2 separate regions of the Homo sapiens genome follow, and region 1 is linked to region 2. Evidence: chromatin loops called from intact Hi-C (ENCODE). Cell type or tissue: endothelial cell of umbilical vein. All regions are shown on one strand.

The links. Peaks named below come from ENCODE experiments on the same cell type or tissue, not always from the same donor. Only the 100,000 strongest peaks of a DNase experiment are listed, where the experiment ranks them.
Region 1: a loop joins it to region 2, with 7 times the contacts of the local background. A loop is called at or near these places in 1 of 110 quality-filtered maps.

Annotation. Positions count from the first base shown.
Region 1 is chr18:36,156,137-36,160,136 of GRCh38, reverse strand. It overlaps ELP2 (elongator acetyltransferase complex subunit 2), which reads right to left. Exons shown (of 22, transcript NM_018255.4): 13 at 3,483-3,671; 14 at 1,233-1,302; 15 at 307-402; 16 at 122-179. Among named protein-coding and RNA genes, the nearest start is that of ELP2, 28 kb to the right of the region's middle. In endothelial cell of umbilical vein, no CTCF peak of the experiment used is centred here; a DNase peak (open chromatin) is centred at 1,616; H3K27ac peaks cover 2,410 bases.
Region 2 is chr18:36,033,126-36,037,125 of GRCh38, reverse strand. It overlaps RPRD1A (regulation of nuclear pre-mRNA domain containing 1A), which reads left to right. Exons shown (of 7, transcript NM_018170.5): 2 at 3,289-3,418. Among named protein-coding and RNA genes, the nearest start is that of RPRD1A, 32 kb to the left of the region's middle. In endothelial cell of umbilical vein, no CTCF peak of the experiment used is centred here; a DNase peak (open chromatin) is centred at 1,675.

The DNA of each region.
Region 1 (4,000 bases), 120 kb before region 2:
AGAAGAGGAGGAAAAAGGTAGGTAGAAGGAAGAAAAAGGAGACATCAGATTGTGGGGTGGGGAGGAAAAGTCAGAAGTTACGACAGAATCAGACCAAAGAGCTAAATACAGTTTAACTTACAGTTTTTGAACTTCAGGCCACAAAGTATTCTGCAGAAGATGATCCTCAGTGGGAGGCTCTAGAATAAATTGAAGCTATTTTTTTCTATGTAAAAGTGAATTCTATAGCACTTATTTAGGTCAGCAGCAATAGATAACATACTGTGTGTTCTAGCGATTTATTAAATTGTCTTTGTCACATCTTACCAGTAAGTATGGAGGGCTGAAAGGCCACCTGCTGATACTCAAAACCAGTACTAGTTAACAGCTCCTCTTCATCAGAAGGCTGAGAAGCTATATCTCCTAGTTTGAAGAAACACATCAAGAATATAGTCACTATTTTTATATCTCCTTCACTTGTCTCAATATTAAGGCCACCACATAGAAAGCAGTGGTAATTCAAAGTGGTGCAATTCACAGCTGTGTCCATGTGATTCCAAAGGCAAGAGTATTTCCATTACTCCAGTATTTTCCAAACATGCTCCTGGCAGCATTAATCAACTCCATAAAGGTTCTTTCCATTTTCTTTGATCTAACAGTCTCCAAACTTTTAAAACTACACAACCAACTCTTCAGGTTACCCACATTCTCATCTGTAGTTCTAACACCAAAACACATACTTTGTGGCAGGGCGTGGTGGCTCACACCTGTAATAACAGCAGTTTGGGAGGCCAAGGCAGGTGGATCACCTGAGGTCAGGAGTTCCAGACCACTCTGGCCAACATGGTGAAACCCTGTCTCTACTAAAAATACAAAAATTAGCTGGGCATGGTAGCACATGCCTGTAGTCCCAGCTATTTGGGAGGCTGAGGCAGGAGAATTGCTTGAAGCCAGGAGGCAGAGGTTGCAGTGAGCTGAGATCGCGCCACTGCACTCCAGCCTGGGTGACAGAGCAAGACTCTGTCTCAAAAAAAAAAAAAAAAGGGAAAAAACATGCTTTGTGAAAACTGCATCTACTTCAGTGGTCTGAGTGTGTACAAAGAGTACTTATCACGAAATAGGTGATAGAAAAGATATACTGTGATTTAAAAAAAAAATCAGCTGTAACAAACATTAGGTAGACATTACACAAGTGTATGACTGGGGTTTAAGTACCACTATGGGTTTAATAATTTTGAAGACAAAAGCCTTACCCTGAAAGACAGCTTTATTTGATAATCCCAATGCAGGGACAGTGGCTCCTTCTGGAAGATCACTATCTTGCTAGAATAGAAAATATAATATCTAAGTTATAAATGCTAAAGTTTTATTTGCTAATTTTAAAACTAAAAGTTACTGTTACTTCAGGCACTACAAAAAAGTCACGCTCATAAATGCTGAGAAACAGTTTAAAGACCATCTTGTGTGGATGTCTACCCGTACTTTCACTTCCTGAACCAACAATGCAATGCTAAGCAATCACTCTCCAACAGACAAGCCCTACCAGGCCTCCAACTCCCATGCAATCCATAAAGTCGGGCATCCTCTCATCCATAAAGGGACCTCATCGAACCATAACATTTCAATGGGTTTCAGGGTCTGACAGGAAATGCAGTGAGCTGAAAATGGAAGGCCCAGAGCTCTACTTCCAAGATAATCTCACAGGCACATCCCCTGATGATGCTCATATAAACACAGATGCTTCCCAGAAGGGAACAGTTACAGCATTAGTCATAGTATTTTCATTAAACATACCTAACTAACTGAGTATTTTAAAACTTCGTATGAGTGTCATTTGAAAAGGCAATATCTGCTTAGATTTTGCAATTTATATCAATCAAATTATTACATGTGAAAATATATGCTAACCATCAAAACTGGCACATGCTCATTTGCTAAGAGTGTTCTGTACAACTTAGACTTTAACACAGAAGCTGAAACTAGACACAAACATGAATAGTAAGAATTTAAAACCATCAAAAATGGCTACCTGGGACACAAGAAACAGTATGCTTTATCTCAGAAACAAAGAAAAACTAACATGGAAAAGAACAGTAAGAGGCATTCCTACATACCTATCCCAACACTTAGTATGGGAGCAAAACCCAAACGAGAGCAAGCAGCTCGCTACTCTACAGGATCCCTGTATCTTAGGACACAGAACTAAGTGTACAACTGGGACTAAGCCTCTCATGGAATCGTAAAACCCCATTTCAATTCCTAGAACTGAAGAGATCCTGAAACTAGCTGTCCCTCCACCTCCATACGCTTAGCTCTACATAATAACCACAATTAAGGCTTCCCTTTTGATCTTGTTCCTATTGTCCATTATTATTAGAAACAAGCATAACAGAATCTTAAATCCTCTTCACATAATCAAGAAAGCCTGTAGCATGAGGTGCTGAGTATACATTCCAGGAAATTTAGTTGGCTACTTCATTTCTAATGAATTCCATTTTCTTCTCCAGTCTTACTCACACTGGTGCTAGTTTCACTGCTTTCAGAGTCTCTTGGCTTCCAGATAACTCTCTTCCAAAATCCTTTTCATCACTCTTTGTGTAGGAGCCTCCAACAGCACCCCACAGTCAGACTGTGCCTGCCTCCCAAGTCTTCCACCATGGACTTTCCCCATTCTCCCCACTTCTATCCAGTCTTCAGTCCAACAGGTACCACAATAGCTCTGGCCTCCCCTTTGCTCTCTCTCTCTTCCCTTTGCTCTCTCCCTCTCTCTCCCCTTCTTTTTGCCTATCAAAAGGGTACTTATCCTTTTTGAGCTCAGAACCAAATTCGTGACTCAACTCTAAGTGAAGGACTGTATAATATGCACTTCTGTGTAACCTATCTTCCTACTTAATTTTCCTTCTTTCAAAATTACTTCATAATTTTTATAATCCATGTACTTTTATAAGTAGCTCAAATCTTTCTTAGAAGGGCGTATAAACATAAAAAAGAAAGTTACCCTTACAAAACCCAAATCAAGTCCCATTAAACATGTTCTCGTTATTCCAATACAATGACCTCTTCCTTCTATGAAATTTACTTTAGTACCATAAGATTTAGCAATTAACTGGTCTCATCTAACAACTGCAGATACATTAGTTCCACTGCCCCCTACCTCTACCCCTACCATACAGCTAGATGGTAATCTCCTTGAAAACAGTATCCATCTTTTATTTTGTTCTATTCTAGGTACCTAACACAGTGATAAAACATCATATTCATGTCTCAATTGAACACTAATGCAGCTTTGTAGTATTTTGAGCTCATTTGCTACACAAAATTTCTAGTTTTAGTATTTAAATTATTACACCCCACAGTGCACAAAAACTTTGTCACATCTTACATTAAGAAACAATATTACTTTCTTTCTACCCATATATTCCATTTAAAGCCTAAGGCAAAAATCCTTTTAAATTTAAAATGAAGTGACTAGATTTAGGTAAAATATTTAGAGAAATACTCACATTACAGAGCACATGATTCAGTGATTGTCCTGTAATGGCACAAAAATTTTCCACAAAATTCCGAGGTGCAGAAAAAACCCGAAGAACTTTTTCATCTGCTCCAGATACAAACTGAAACCGATTAATCATTGCCAAACATTTCAGGTCATACCCATGTATCTGAGGCCTTGCAATTTCATGCCAAGTCACCTGGGTAAAACGGGATAAACAAAAATGATCATTCAAAAGCTGAATTTTCAATAAGCAAATTATTAGATGAAAATTATTTACTATACAATGGAAATATAACCATGGGGCAAATATTCATCCATGAATAAACCACAACTGGGCAGTATTGGTAAAAATTACCAAGAGCCACAGAAAAATCACTCAAAATCATTTGACTTGTTTTTCAGTTGACTATAGATGCTGTTCCCAATGTTCTCAACTCTATTTATTTGAATCTACCACGTGTTACTCAAGCAGTAGTGTTAGTGGCAAACTTCACTAGCTCTTACGGACTGACCCACAGTCAGTTC
Region 2 (4,000 bases):
AAAAAAAAAGTAACATTTTAGTGATGTGACCTATCATCTGCCAATTTGTATGGAACTTGCAAACTCCTGATTGAACAGGAAACGTTAATTTTAGTCTGTACTTAGCGTGGTCCCTGGTACATGGCAAACATTAAAATAATAAATGCTATTTAAATTGAATGGACGGTTTGGAAAACCGGTGTTTTTGGAAAGAACCCCATGAGCAACAGAAACATAGGAATTAACTAAGTCAGACCTGTCACTTAGTCTTACATTCTTTGTTGCCAACAGTGGCATTTCTTTGTGGAATTATGACATGGTTTGTTTTCCCTTTCTGTTAACTGTTTCTCTTTTAATAACAATTTATGGCTCTGTTATTTTTAAAAATATCAAAATTCATTTGGAAATTTTTTGTGTGATTTTCTTGGATTGCTTGCTGTGATTACCGCCATTAATTATTTGCTGTATGTATAGGGACACATAATTTTAAATGGAAGTAAATTTCTTTCCCTGAAAATTTAGGGAAGGGCATAAGTTGTGATGATTGCTGGGTATTTTTCATATTTTTGCTTGGTCCTACAAAGATAAAAGTGAAAATAGTATCTTGGTATTTGGACCCCATGCTCAATCACCTCATATGGAATTTGTCCTTTGGAAAACACTGGTAAATATATTTTTAAATCTTGTAAATTTTTATTTTAGTGTATATTGTAAAAGCAATTCTGAATTCTTTGAGAGATTGATATAACCCATGAATTTAAAAAACATTCTAGGGCCAGGCACAGTGGCTCACACCAGTAATCCCAGCACTTTGGGAGGCCTAGGTGGGAGGGTCACTTGAGCTCAGGAGTTCAAGACCAGCCTGGGCAACAAAGTAAGACCTTATCTCTACAAAAAATTTAAAAAATTAGCCAGGCATGGTGGCGTGTGCCTGTGGTTCCAGCTACTTGGAAGCTGAGGCAGGAGGATTGCTAGAGCCCAGGAGGTCGAGGCTGCAGTGAGCCTTTAGTCTGGGAGACAGAACTTGTCTCAAACAAAAAAAACAAAAACATTTTTTTTGTTTTTGTGGTAATAAATATTATTTACCATCTTCATTTTTTCCGTGTACAGTCCAGTAGTGTTAAGTACATTGTTGTGTAGCCAGTTTCCAGAACTGTTCATTTTGCAAAACTGAGACTCTGTACCCATGAATAATTTCCTATTCTCCTCCCATTCCCACAGCCTTTGGCAACTATCCTTCTACTCTTTTTTTCTATGAATTTGAGTACCTCCAATAAGTAGAATCATACAGTGGTTTGTCTTTTTTCATGACTCGATTATTTCACCTGGCATGATGTCCTGGAGATTCATCCATGTTGTAACATGCGTCAACATTTCCTTCTTCTATAAGGCTGAATAATACTTTATTGAATATATAATTCACATTTTGTTTATTCATTGATCAGTGGGTTAGGTTGCTCTTAACTCTTGGCTATTGTGAATAATGCTGCTAACATTGTAAAATATTTTTATTTCAGTTGCTACTTTTTGTTTTGCATTGTTTTATCTTTTTCTTCTTTTCAGTTGCTACTTTTGAGTCTCAAAGATTAACATGCCCTTTTAATTATGACAGGAAGCATGGTCTAGTTGTTAAGAGGGATTTGCTTGGCTGTTGGACTTTTTGGATTCCAATCCTGGCTTATCTCTTCCTCATTATTTCCCTGAGGGCAAATAATGTTTTTGGCTTTGTTTGTTCAGCTGCCAAATAGAGACATATTGTTAGGATTGAGATAATGTATGTAAAGTGCTTGGAATAGTGTGTAGCACATAGTAAAAGTGCAGTGAAAGGATTGTTTGTTCAGGTACCCATTCAAAAGTGATGCAGGCAATCTCCCAATTAGATAATACAAATTTGAGTTTCTAAACTCATTTGACACTGGGAAGGCAAAAATCTGGATTGAACAATACCAATCTATTTTGTGGGTGGGATTGAGAGGGCAAGGATGGGTACAAAAGAGACAGGACTGAATGTTAGGATAGGGTCCCGATATCTTAACCAGTTGTACACTGTGGTTTATCTAACCAGACAAGGAGCCTGAAAACCAGAAGCTGGTCTCTGTTATAGCCATCTCTTCTTATTTTTATTCCATGCCAGCAACTTGCAAAATCATGAAAAGTGGTAGACAGCAATTTAAACAGACAAACCAGGTTATACAGTGGCATGGCACAGGTTTGTAAAGTTTGATCAGTTGTGACTTAGTATATGAGAAGGTTGGGCTTCTGGTTGCTCCTCGAGAATGATGTGAACTCAGAGGTGACTTTTTAATATGTCAAATGCTTAAATTTGTAAATTGAATACTTAACATCTAGAGGACCACATGTAGCCTGATCAAGATTTTTGTCTTAAATCCAATAAGATAGCCCACATCAATAGGATACTGCATAATTGGTCCTGACCATAAGTTTCCTACACCACTGTACTATGGATGCCACAAGGTATGATGCTTCTGAATATAACTGTACTACATTGAGTGATTCAAATTTAATTCTAGTAAAATATAAGAATAGTATAAAATATTATGTTCAACACTGTTTTCCTTATGTATAATCTTATTTGAGTCATATTCAGTAGTAGTATGCTATTTAACATTGTAACCAGTAAAAATGTACTGTGGCCCACAACTGTTGAAATCTTGTCTATTTCCTTAGAGAAATGACTACACCCACAGAGCATAGTGAGTAGGGGAATATTTTTGTCATAATGAATTCAGTTTAAAATTTATGGCCATGTAATCTAAAGACAGAAACATCTAAACTTTTCCCATTTACTCTCCCTAGCAGTTAATCTATTAGCTTGGCAAATATTTATTGCATAAACAAAAAATAGTAATTGATTGAAGGGACATCTCTTTCAACCTGTTTTACATTTCATGCTCTTCTGTTGTTTCACAATAGCTTAATAATGATTTCGAATTAACATGTCTATTAAAACAATCCTAAATTCAATGTAGGATTTAGGGTGCCATCTTAATAACATGAGCAATCACCATCTTATTTTAAATGACTATATTTCATATAGTTTGTAATGGTTTTACTAAAATTTAATACAGGATAGAGTCACCGAGATGCATTTTTACATAGACATTAGTTCTGGCGATTTTAGCAGCAGTGACTGGTTAGTTTGGTAGTAAAATGAGAGACTAGGGTTGAAATGATACATAAAGGTTAGTAGGGTTATTTTAGTTCTCAAAATGCTTAATTTAGGTATTGAGAAAGTTTGTCCAAGTAAAGATGTTTTAAGTAGATTTTTAACTTTTTCTTATTTTTCAGCCAAACCAAACAGGAAGCTTACTTTTCTCTACCTAGCCAATGATGTCATACAGAACAGCAAGAGGAAGGGGCCAGAGTTTACAAAAGATTTTGCACCAGTTATAGTGGAGGCTTTTAAGCATGTTTCAAGGTATGATCATAGTTTTGGGTATTAGGTAATCTGTTTTAAATGTACCATATGTCCTTTTGCTAAAATTTGCCTTAAACTATTAAAATAAAAAGTAGGGAATATAGTTTTTTGATGCTTTTATTTGAAAAGACTTCCCTCTACATGGCATTTATAAATGTATTAAATGCCTTCTCTGAAGGAAAAATATTTTTTGAACTGTTGCTAAGGTGGGCCTTTGGAGTACTTGAATTACAGCTTTCCTTTAAGAGACCAGAACCAACTGCTATATTGGAATGAACTTCATTAAAAATGAATGAAGGTATTGAAGTAAAAATTTGTGTGTTTATAAAGCTATCAGTCTTGTAACAAATATTTCCATATACACTTAGTACTGTTTCTATTCTTTTTTTTTTTTTTTTTTTTTTTTTTGAGACAGAGTCTCACTCTCACCCAGGCTGGAGTACAGTGGTGCGATCTTGGCTCACTGCAACCTCTGCCGCTTGGGTTCAAGCGATTCTCCTACTTCAGCCTCGCAAGTAGCTGGAATTACAGGTGCCTGCCACCATGCCTGGCTAATTTTTGTGTTTTTAGTAGAGACAAGGT